2 separate regions of the Mus musculus genome follow, and region 2 is linked to region 1. Evidence: chromatin contacts called from ENCODE POLR2A ChIA-PET data. All regions are on one chromosome and are shown on one strand. Each heading gives the region's core, a stretch centred on a gene start or an enhancer-like site at or near the end of the contact. The rest is flanking DNA. Distances are from core to core; before and after follow the strand shown. Region 1 holds the start of Lrrc27 (leucine rich repeat containing 27). Region 2 has its middle 3.4 kb from the start of Gm32571.

What was found. ChIA-PET counts read pairs that join two places held with the same protein, here RNA polymerase II (POLR2A).
Region 2: POLR2A ChIA-PET joins it to region 1 with 10 read pairs in embryonic stem cell. The contact joins the enhancer-like site here to the promoter of Lrrc27 in region 1. POLR2A ChIA-PET finds 5 or more read pairs at or near these places in 3 of 5 experiments (Patski and embryonic stem cell).

What each region holds. Positions count from the first base shown.
Region 1 is chr7:139,209,196-139,215,238 of GRCm38, reverse strand. It overlaps Lrrc27 (leucine rich repeat containing 27), which reads right to left and starts at 2,251. Exons shown (of 11, transcript NM_027164.1): 1 at 1,972-2,251; 2 at 280-564. The coding sequence starts at 516. It also overlaps a transcript of Stk32c not described here.
Region 2 is chr7:139,361,275-139,367,317 of GRCm38, reverse strand. No RefSeq gene overlaps it. Among named protein-coding and RNA genes, the nearest start is that of Gm32571, 3.4 kb to the right of the region's middle. Within about 2 kb of position 3,182, at least 1 of the 3 ENCODE cell types and tissues checked has a DNase peak (open chromatin) inside an H3K27ac peak, as active enhancers do.

The sequences.
Region 1 (6,043 bases), core at 1,002-3,501:
ACCCAGGGTGTCTGGGCACTGATCTCCACCCGACTTTCTCATGAAGAAACACAACCCATGGTTGGCAAAGAGCTGCCCCATCCCGATACCTAGCTCTCTCTGTTGCCTGGCACCGCATCTCAATTGCTCTTTGTTGTGATCAGCCAGTGAAACGCCAGTGAACCCTCTTGCTCCTTCTAGAATTCACCTCTCTGAACAAGAGGAACAAAGGGCCAGAGCTGATTCTGCTGCTGGCTGCAGGCACGCGTGCATCCTAACCCTCCCAGCATCTGGACTTACTTGGAGGTTGGGAATTTTAAAGAACTTTCCCAAATGGCGCAGGCCTCTTTGACTCAGGTCTAAAACTGGTGAGGAAGAAAAGATGACCCCTTCAAAGTCCATTTGATCATCACCCTCTCTGGAAAAGTGATCGGGGAAGCTCTTGGTGGCGGCAGCAGCATCATCCTTGAGATCTTTAGCAGCCTTGGGGTCTTTAGCAGCCTTCTCGGCCACTGCTTGGGGGCTGGTGTCCTCCATGTGATGCGCTCCAGTGGCCACTGCTCATCCTTCTTGGTATGGAGTCACCTGGAAACAAGGGGGGTGGGGGTGGTGTGTGTGTCTTAGCAACCAGAAGTCACACGGGGGTGGGGGGGTGGGGGGAGGGGGGATGGACTCGAGTTGCTGAAAAAGCAACAGTACTATGAATTTAGCTTTAAACTTGTAAATGCTGGGACATAAGGAGGTACTGGTTATATTCTTTGCTCCTCACGCTGTACCACAAAGTTTGAAGAAGAGAATGACAATTATGATTCGAGAAGGGGGGCTCAAGTAGTCTGGGCTGGCCTCCAACTCACTGTGGTGAACTTCTAACTCCTGATCTTCCTGTATGCACCTCCAAAGTGCTTAGATGACAAGCAAACAGCCACCTGACTACAGTCTAACTGGAAGATACCAGTGGAAACAAGCATCCAGGATGAAAACACCGGGGGACTTTTCAAGTTTGCAAAACACCTGTAAGATGGGAAGAGATAAGACAGTTTCCTATTTCCACCCTGGAAATTCCTCTGCTTCTTGTATCCAAGACTCTGAAGTCAGGAAGCCAACCCCTGCCTCCCACACTGGCCCAGACCAGACCAAAGAGGTATCTAGGTGGGCACTAGGGAAAAACCTGGGCAATGACAATCTTGCATCTTAGTTCAATAATCCTGTTGCTTAGCCAGGGTATTACTTGCAAAACCATCCAAGCAAAGAGGATGGCTGAAAGATCTGCCAAATGCTGGCACACTTTCCTAGTTTCACTCTCCTTTAAGGAGCGGGTGACTTTTCAGTTAAGGAGCTGGTCTTAAAGGTGTACAATTCATGGGGAACCTAGGTCTGCGTTGGCAGGAGATATGCCACCCCCCCCCCCAAGCTGGGTAATGGGTCTCCCTAAGGTCTCCAAGCCTTTGCATAGTCTACGGCTTATTGTATTTTTTTTCTACACCTTGGAATTAGGAGGAAAGATTCTGCCTCCATCAAATTACATTGTAAGGAAAATGTGTGGACAAGAGGGAGGCAGGGGACTAGTGATGCTGTTTCCAGACTGGGCTGGTAGGGGAACTCGACTTTTGGACCTCAATCCCATCTTCCCAGGTGCGGCCACTGTAAAAGGGTAGGGGATCTAGTCATAGTTCTCTCCCACCACCGCGCCATCAAAGGCTGACGTTCACAGGACCCCCAGCAGACCAGACTCACTGCTCTGTGAGTCTGTGGCGGTCTCCTCAACCCAACCCAGCGTCTACTCCCGCCCGCCAGACTGTGACCCCGCCCCACAACCTGGTGGCCGGGTCCCATCCAGTGCAGCCGGCTAGCGGTGACTGACGTAACAGCTATCCCACCCTCCAGCCCCGTTGCTCTTCCCCGCCCACCTGCGACTCCGCCCTGACACGTCGGCTGCCCCGCCTCCGAGAGGCTCAGGCACCACCTAACAAACCAGCGAGCTGCGCGGTTTACCAGGTCGCCATGGAGACGCTGCTGCGGTACGGAGGCCGGAAGGCATCAAGTCGCAGGTCTGGCTTGGGATAGCTTCGGTGCGCGTGCGCTTACCGCCTCTTATGCTGGAGGTGGGCGACAAGGCCAGAAAGAAACTTCGAGAGGATGGGCTGGTGGATTCGGGGAGGGCTTGGGGACCCGAAGGAGGTCGAGTGATGCTTCTGCTGACCAGACCGTCTTCCAGGGCCATGGACCCTCGGGCCTCAGGCCTCTGGAACTGACCGCTGCCCTCCGCGCCTGCGCAGAAGCAGCTGCCGCAGTGCTGCGCTCTCGGCTTCCCAGGCTGGTGCCGGGTTTGCTGGCCCTTTTGTCCTGGGGCCTGGATCTGCACAGACTCTCCTAGTGTGGAAACTTGGAGGCTGTCCTTTTCCATTTAGAAACCTGCAGAGCAGGGTATTCTGGGAGGCAGGTCAACCAAGTCCATAGACCCTAAACCTTTAGAGAAAAAGGATCCCTCCCGAAAAGAGAAATTACGGGAACGTGGTAAACTGCCTTAGTATCAGATCTGGTGGGGATAGAAGGCCCGCTGCGGATTCTAGAGGATCCTGACCAATGAAGTGATATGGGTCACTCCTTTCTGGGGGCCAGAAGTTGAGATCTTAGCAATTTCCACCGTTTTTAGTGAGTAATGTGTCACACACAGAGCAACATGACACGTCATCAATTCTAAGGGAAACTATCGGAAATGAACTGGCCTGGACATTGAATTATGCCCTTAGCTAACGTGCTCAGTGATATAATCTTGCTAAACATTTTTGAAGTAGCAAAGCAGGATGGAACTGAAAGTATAAGATGGGACCAAAGTGGAAGTCTAGATCCAAAACAACAGCAAATTTTGTTTACTCAGGCCAGCAAGATGAGTTAATGCTTAGAACCTAGGTAGGGGAGAACCAATTCCACAGAGTTGTCCTGTGGTATCCCCTATATGAATGCAATAATAAATTTAAATAATAGAATAGAATTTTCAATTCATTTACTAATATATTCTTTAGGACTGAAAGTGAGATGGGAGTAAGTTGTAAGAAAATATCCCCAAACAAGAAAACAAGAAAACCTAGGAAACTCAAGAGTTGTGGGAGCCCAGTAGCCCTCTGATCAAATGTCTCCTGATGTCCCTTCAACACTGCAGAGATGGCGGCTGGCAGCTGGAATCCCCCCGAGTGTTCCATTGGTTACAGGTTGCTAAAGCTTGGGGTCAAGAGGTGCTGTGAGGAGCGTTAGGATACAGAGCAGGCAGGGCATTCCTGCCTGGCCACACAGGCCATCAGAGAGGCCCCTTTCTGGTGGCTCTCAGTGGAATGCTTGCCACGTACTCATGGGATCACCAGAATCCATTTAAAAAGTTCAGGTGCAGCAGTGTATGCCTATAATTCCTGTTCTTGGAGACAGGCAAGCGGATTCTGAGGGCTCACCGGCCAACCAGCCTCAACCACTGTGGAGCTCTAAGCCAGTGAGACCCTGTGTCAAAAAACAAAACAAACAAGTTAACAGCTCCTTAGGAACAACACCCATAGTTGACATTCAACCTCTACATATGTACATATACCCACCCACATATGTGTGCAGATATGTACACACACACATGCACACGCACACAAGTACACATGCTCCACCTTTCCTGCTACTAGGAAAATAGAATTATATCCAAAATTAGACATTAATTTATACACATTTGATTGGCAAAATGAGATGCTTGGTGTAATGGTCATGTGCTGGGAACTGGTGTCCATAGGCACCTCGGGGAGCCACTGGGTACTCCAGCCTAGCAGCATCTCAGCCCACTGCTTCATCCTACGGTTGTCTTGAGTTTTGATTTCCTTTAGAAGCCCATAAAATTGGTTTTTGTATCTGGTAGTTAATTATATGTAGGAACTCATCTTGCCTTTTTTTGTGCTCACTTTATTACCCAGCTAAACCGCCTCTGTTGAGTAGTTCTCTTGGCAAGTGTTTCTGGGCTATTCTCCTTAAGCTTATGAATGTAGCCTCTTTGTTTTCATCTAATTCTTGAATGACTATTTAACTGGTACGGAGTTCCTTGTTGACAACAATTTTCTATCAGAATTTTAAAGATATTGCTTGCTGGCTGCGGTTGAAAAGGCTGCTGCCAGCCCCATTGCCATTTCAGTGAAGGAAGCTGAAACCCTTCCGAAATCTGCATCCCTGTGTTTCTAGGTGCATACCAGGTTTCATTCTGTGCCTGGTGGGGACTATGTCCTGTGCTCAGGCTCTTGCCAGCCTTTTTTCTGCCATTTTATTACATGTCTACACCCTGACCTTGACTCACATTGCTAGCAACCCCTCACTATTCCCCCCTCCCCTCCTCAGAATGGTTCTTCCTCAGACTTACCCAGCTCCTGCCATGGCCATCTACCAGCTCACTAAAGCTTTCCCCCTGGGGTGCAAACCTCATTTTTCATGTCTAACTCTTTTCTCCTCTCTCTCTCTCTCTCTCTCTCTCTCTCTCTCTCTCTCTCTCTCTCTCTCTCTCTCTCGACATTTGTTGGCAAAATGGGACACTTGGTGTAATGTCCATGTGCTAGCAATCACAGGGTCCCCCTGCTGGGAACTGTGTCTGTAGGCACCTTAGGGAGCTACTGGGGACTTGAACACAGGAACTATAGAGAGTTCTGTGCACAATGATCACATCCTCTTTTGTTGTTGTTGGTTTTTTTGAGACAGGGTTTCTCTGTGTAGCTCTGGCTGTCCTGGAACTCACTCTGTAGACCAGGCTGGCCTCGAACTCAGAAATCCGCCTGCCTCTGCCTCCCGAGTGCTGGGATTAAAGGTGTGCGCCACCACGCCCGGCAATGGTCACATCTTATGGCTCTAGGTTCTTTTTAGAGCAGCTGCAGGAGATGTGCCTCTGCTGGGCCAGCAGGTCTGCAGAAGTCACTTGATTAATCAAAGACCTGCGGAAGACAAGGGGACACATGGATTAGTGAATTTCATGAGTCAACGGAGCATCTCATACCTCTGACTGACTGAGAAATGGCTGCCAGCAGCAGTGGGGAGGGACCTCTGTGCGACACACCCTTGCAATGGCTAAAGCTAAGCAACATTAAGGGACAGAAAGAGTGAATGATAATGCTGAAGCAAAAGAAGATGGAGGAGCATCCCGGCATCCCAGGCTGGGAAGAGGGATGGCAGGACATGCCAGGGGTGTACAGAATGGGGCTACGATTGGACATGAGCTCATATTGTCACAAATAAGTAAGGCCAGCCTAGTGAGGGCTCAGAACAAACTTAGTCTGTAATAACTACAAATGGGGCAAGAGCAGGTTGAGTTTATCCTGGACTCTAGGTCTCTGGGCATAGCTGTCTTTTGCTACTTTCTGGATTCTTTCTTCTTCTACCCTTTCAACCTGTAACACTAGGTATGAGAGGGGAAAAAAAAAAAAGAATAGAGGAGAAAGGGGACATCGTTATGTTAGAATACTTCCTGCTGATAAAGGGTGTCAAGTTCCTTGGGGCAAGTTTGATCTTTGCCAACAGGATATCTAATTTCTTCTTCCTTTTCTTCTCCCCCCCTCTCTCCCTCTCCCTTCTCCCCTCCCCTCTCCTTTGTGTATGACTACTTAACAAACCACAACTAACAACCACCACCAACCCTGCCTTTTGGGGTCCTAGCATTTATATACCTTCTGAAAAGTCCCCAGGATTCCATATGTCACACAATCACAGAAACTATCTGCAGCTGACAAAATCATGCCCCTGAGGCAAATCAAGCATGAGGCAAATCATAGCTGCTGTGGACAATCTGAGGTAGTTCCATATCCCACCCCTGGGATTATAACAAAATTCTTACTTTAATGGATAGCCGTATACTATCTCTCTCTCTCTCTCTCTCTCTCTCTCTCTCTCTCTCTCTCTCTCTCTCTCTCTCTGTTTTAAAGAAAACTCTCAAAATGTTATTACATCTGGGACTCATAAAGGGAGAAGGAGGGATAAGAGAGGGTGAAGCTGGATTCAGTGAGATCAGAGAAAGGAAACATACAAGAGAATGGGAATGGACCGGTCCGTGTGAGGTTCATCA
Region 2 (6,043 bases), core at 1,933-4,432, 150 kb before region 1:
CCTTCTCTACAACTGCATGATGTGAATATTGAGTTTACAGATGACATGAAGACACTGGGCACCCCAGCATCCCAAAGGCAGATAGATAGCTTTTGTCCACAGTGACTGTTCATAAATAAGTTGACAAGTGTAGATCTGGTTGTTTTTGTTTTTTTGTTTTTTTCTTTTCTTTTCTTTTCTTCAGAGGTGGCAGAGTTCAGCGGCATCTAGAATGTTCTAATGGGTACCAGCAAAGAAACCATGTGATCTTATGTCTGGCTCAGGTGGAGGACAGGACCATGCTGTGGGCATTTGGGGGCGGGGGTGTATGCAGAAGAGATGTTCCCTTACACACAGAGATACCCGGAGACTCCCAACCTTAGCTACCAGATTCCCAGTATTGTCTTAGTGGCCATGGGTATAGGACTGTGCTTCCCAGGGGTGCTCACCCCTTGAGCAGGAGTTGCTCTGGATAGTGTTTATCGTTGGCAGAGTTCCTGGCAATCCTTCTCAGGAGATGTCCCTGTTAGCATTTTCTATGGCCCTGTCATCCCTCAGCTTGCCTACCCACCCAGTGGAATTCTGGGGACATATCTCCGTCTGGGAGGAGTTCCTGTTTCCCTTGGGGCTTCCTGAGGAACCAGAGTGCTGAGGCCAAGCGGGGGCAGTGTTTGATACAAACTACAGCACTTGTGCCAAAAAGAATAAGAGTTTGAGTGACTATGGCCCAGGAAGGAACACGAATTCAGGTAGCCTGAATATATATTCTACCATGGAAGTTATCACATGAAGATTTCATGGTCATGGAGTTCTTCAATCTGCAGCCATCTCTATCCAGAATGTCCTCATGGTCCAAGTTCTGTGCTTCAGCGTTTCTTTACACTGTCTTGTGACAACAGATTTTTAGCAGCAGAGAAGATCTGAAACTAGCCCCCAGGGAAGGACTACTTCCCAGATCCTGGAGAGTATTTGAAGACTGCAGAAGCAGAGGAGGGCCAGACACCCTGCCTGACCTCTGCCCTAAATGGAGGGAAGATACTCCATGATAATGCCCTTCATCAAGATTGCCTCCAGTGAATAGGTCTGGAGGCTATGTATGTCTGAACCACAGGAGTGCACAGGCCAGAGGGGAGATGGTTATCCAAAGTGAGAAAGACCTACCCTCCCGGCAGCACAGCGGCCACTTGTCCTGTGTCAATGGGATGCACTTATCTCCAGGTGCATCCCACTACCTGGGGGGAAAAAAAGCAAAACAAAAACAAAACTCCTGGGCAGTTTTACAGGAGAGGCTTGAATGAGTGGAAGGGGTAGGAGGCAGGCACCAGAGTCAGTAGTTCCCCTGCCCGTCACTGTCTTCTACCAGGAAGAAGCTGGAAAAGGACCCCAGGAGTTTCAAAGTCTTAACAAGATGCTGATCTACAGAGTAAGTTCCAGGACAGCCAGGACAGCATAGAGAAACCCTGTCTCAGAAACAAACAAGCAAACAAGCGAAAGTCTTAACACACCCTTATCTTCCTGGGAGGGTTATCTGAGACTACTTAGGAAGTGAGCAGAGATGGAGCCAGCCTGTGGATGGTGTTCAGTGGAAACTGTTTGTGTACCATGGGCAAGGACCTGGGTTGAAGTCCCAACCATGAGAAAAAGAAAACAGAGACAAAAAATCCAGACCCATGTCTCCTGACATAGCATGTCTCCCGACAGCTATGAGTCAAGGCCAACTATCAGATATGGCCACTAACCCTGGCAGAGTACATTCAAACAGAGCGCACAAAGTGTTCCTGACGGCTTGGTGACACAGACCATCCCTGCCATACTCCTGCATACATGCAGACAGGGCTTCCCCATGGGTTTTTTTTGGGGGGCAGGGGGGCGGGACTCTGGTAGAGGACATTTCCTACTTTTTTTTTAATGTATTGTTTACAGAGAAAAGTATCTTTTTATAGCCAGAAAGCTGTTTCCAGCTGAACTGCTCACCCTTACCCTGTGCTTGTGTTGGGGGCCAGGCTTGCCTGCAGGAGTCTGTCTCATAGGATCCTAGTCCCTGCTGGAGCTGGGGGCTGTGAAGGCTCAGCAGAGCCTGGGCTTGTTTGGTTCTCTAGCCTCTGGCTACAAAAGTGCCACTGTTTTAGGATAGGCAATTGGTCTGGGGTAGGTCAGTCTGAGGACAGCACAGTGCCCACGACCTCAGAAACTGACGGAAGGATTGGCTGAGGGTTCAAGCCCTGTCCAGTGTGGCTTCCGGGGCTGAGTCTGGGGTGGAGGTCGGGGTGTCCTTTGTCTGAAGTTGATGTGTGTGATGACGGGGTTGGGTGGGACGAGGGGCTGCTGTCCGTGGCTGCTTTCCCTGTGGAAACGGGTTATAGATTCAGGTGTTCCCCGACTGTACCAGATGCCCTGCATTCCCCTGCGGGCCAGATGCTGTCAGGAGAAGGATGTAGGCTGGCTTCCTGGCACTGCCCTCAGGTTCCAGGCTTGCCTTCAAATTCTTAAGTCACTTTTGAACAAGGATACCGTATTCTGTTTTGCCTTGCTTCCTCCTGCCCAACACAAGAATTGTAGAAGCAAGAGGTTCCTTGTGTCCAGAAAAAGACCCCACAGATGTTGGTGAATTGCTGGGGTCAGAGTCAAAGGCCTGAAGAGTCTCCTTGACCAAAGAGCAGTCAGAGTCAACAGGAACAGCCCCACCACAGTTACCAGGATGCATCAGGATAGAGGTCAGGCTGAGGAACCCCCAACCTGAGCAACAAGGTGGTATACTGGAGCCCCACAGCCCCTCAATGAACCCCCTCCCACCCCCCACCCCCCATTCTCCAGCAGCTCTGAACAGTGAGACCAGCCCAGGAGGATGGCTCTATCCACTCCTAATTATAACTTCCAGTGCTGGCCCAGCTAGCCGCTAGCTATTTTTAGCGTTCTCTAACCCAGCCCCCTTGTGACTCAGCAAGGTCCGGCTGGGATGAGAAAGTTGCTGTTGCCAAGGATGCTCCAGGGAAGAGAGCCGGGCAGCGCGGACCCTGGAGGTGGTGGGCAGGCCATAGAGCCTTCCCTTCCTTGGACCTTGGGCCTACAGAGCTCCGAGACAGCCTCAGCTGCTCTGCCCCTCCCCCACCCACCACTCCTGCACTTCTGGCTCAAAGCCGGCTCCTCCCCCACAGGCGAGCATGGAAAATCTGATGTCAGAATTCCAGCTTCTGCAAGGAATGTGGCCTGACCTTCACCTCCCAGGGAGCCATCTTGCCTGAGGCTCAAGGGGGTGGGCATATCCCCACCAGGCTTCTCTGGGCACTCTAAGACCCTCTCCACTTGAACAGGAGTACCCATCCTCCCCACCACAGCCTGCCCACCCTGGCCTACTACTGGTTTCGGCGTCTAGCCCTATTGCTGAGCACCCAAAGGTGCCAGGCAGCCTGTCACTGAGCTGGCCTCACCCCAAAAGCTCAGTTAATTACAGCTGCCCAGAAAAACAGCTTCTGAAGTGGGTCACAGGGTGAATGGGTAGCAGCGCGCGGGTTCCTACCCCAGCCAGGATCCCTGAACCTGAGCAGTATAGAAATCCCATCTGTGCAGTCCTGCAAGGGGTCTCCAGGATGGGGGAGGGTAGGTAGCAAAATAAAAGAAAGCTGGGGGCAGGATGAGTGCTGTGTACATGTGTAGACGTTTGTGCGTGTGGTATATACTACAGGTGTATGCTTGTGTGTACACAAAAACAGTGTTTGTATTTACACTCATTCCCTCAGGGCCAGACTCAGCATTGAGTAGGAACACCAGCCCAACAGGGGTGGGCACTGACCACCCTCCTACAGAATGGGAAGGCTTTGCCATGGGCAAAGGTGGAACTGTCCAGGAGCTGGAGTGGAGACCGGCAGGCCTGCTGAAGCCTTCCAAGTCCCAGTCCTTACAAGTTCTTAGAAGCCCTGGCTCTGCGCCTCCCTGGCAGCCCCAAGTAGCCTTTGAGTGCGGGAGACTGACCTAGGCTAAAGCGGAGACTGGTTGGCCTCTCCAGCTCTGCAGGAGGACGGGCATCCGTTGCTGTTTTCTGCCTTTCTGCCTTTCCTATGAAATGTCTGGGACTAAGTCTTCATGGAGCTTATGCCCTTGGAAGAGGAGGTTACCAAAACCCAGCTTGCTAATGTCCACAGTGGCGTCCGTCATTCAGTATTGGCCCTTTGTTCCTGTGCTTCAGCGTTAGAGTGCTTTCATACTGAGGGGAGAAAATTCATTCGTCAAGTCAGTTCCACCCTGTTAATCCTGCACTTGTTCGATATCTTCTAAGCCTGGCTTTAATAAAGCAGGGAAAATAGGAAGATTTATAAAAAGCCATTTTAGAGACTGGAGGCGGTATGCTTTTTTTTTTTTTTTTTCCATTAATCTCATTGTCACTTAGCAAATGATTTCCATTTGAAACACCTGGCTAGCTATCCCTGCTGCTGGCTTTCCCTTGAAACTTCCCACTCAGATGCCCCCAAGACAGAATAGTATATGGCTCTGACTACACCTGTTAAAATTGGGGTTTGCCATCTTTTGTTAAAAATCTAGCAGAAATTTGGACCAACAAGGAGATTGACAGACATTTGTGGCATATGTGACTAGAGGTCCCCCTGCTCCTGGCAGGCTGGTGGCTGGCAGCTGCTTTGGGGGCAGCTGCGATGAACCCTCCAACATCCATATTTCATCAGATGTAGCAGGTGGGAAGCAACTCCTTGTGCCACTGGGCCTAGAGGCTTCCAGGAGGCCACTGCAGTCCAGAAGAGTGCAACTACCAGAAGACGTACACACAGACCGACATGGTCTCACATGGATGGGGGCTACAACAAAGACACTCACAGAACAGAGGAGCTGTGCTGGATATAGCCGGGTGCCCAGGCATGGGTGGGGCTTCCCCAAGGCAGCCATACAGCCCTGGTTCCAAATGGACCCCAGAGGAGGAAGCCATCTGACATGTCCTACTTGAACCTGCACAATTGGGGCTAGGAGTAATTCTCCACTCTTCACAGATATACAAACACATACACATGCCACGTATATGCACACTACACATAGGTATGCACATGTACACATAGCACACACGTGTATACACGCAGGTCCATACACATATATACTATGTAGAGGTATATATACAGGCACACACCATACAAGGTCACGTGTCCCATAGCCCTCACCATCACAGAGCACATAAATCACCCTTCTTGAGAGAACAATTCTTCACAGGCAGGTGTCCCTGAAGATGATCTAAAAACCTGCATTGAATTCTGTGCAGAGGACACGGAAAGGGAAGCAGGCAAGGTGAGATGGGGAGAAACATGAGGAATAAACCATGAGAGATAAGCTTAGCAATACCACATATCGAGACAGAAATCAGCAACTCACTGCGGGAGATAGATAAATCAGCTCTGCCAGCTTTTGATAGACGAAGGAAATAACATTTTCCTTTTTTTTTTTAAGATTTATTTATTTATTATATGTAAGTACACTGTAGCTGTCTTTAGACACTCCAGAAAAGGAAGTCAGCACCATGTGGTTGCTGGGATTTGAACTCAGGACCTTTGGAAGAGCAGTTGGTGATCCTAACCACTGAGCCATCTCACCGGCCCTGAGATAACATTTTCAAGTAAGAAGGTGAGCCAAGTTGTTTTACAAAATGCTACATGCCATAAAGAAAATAAATAAAATGTATTTTCTAAATATATAGTATAATTTTATTTTAAAATGTCCAGATTCTAGGCCTCCTGGGACCACTGTAATATCCCCCAAGGAACTATGGTTTTGCTGAGACCCTTTTTTCCTGCAATGAAATATGCTAGAAGTGACTAGCACTATACCAGCCAGCCTTAAGTATTTGACTGGTACCAGGGCTATAGACACATGCAACCCCCTTCCTCCTGGTGACAGCCTGGGACAGTGTGCTCACATCAGGAACAGTGAGGCCAGCAGCAGCTGAACTCTCTTCTCAGGGCTGTTCCCATGACTCACACAGATATCTCCAACTACCAGGAACTGAAAAGAAACTCTCAAAAGCAGCAGTTGGGGGCTAGAGAGATGGCTCAGTAGTTAAGAGCACTTTCTG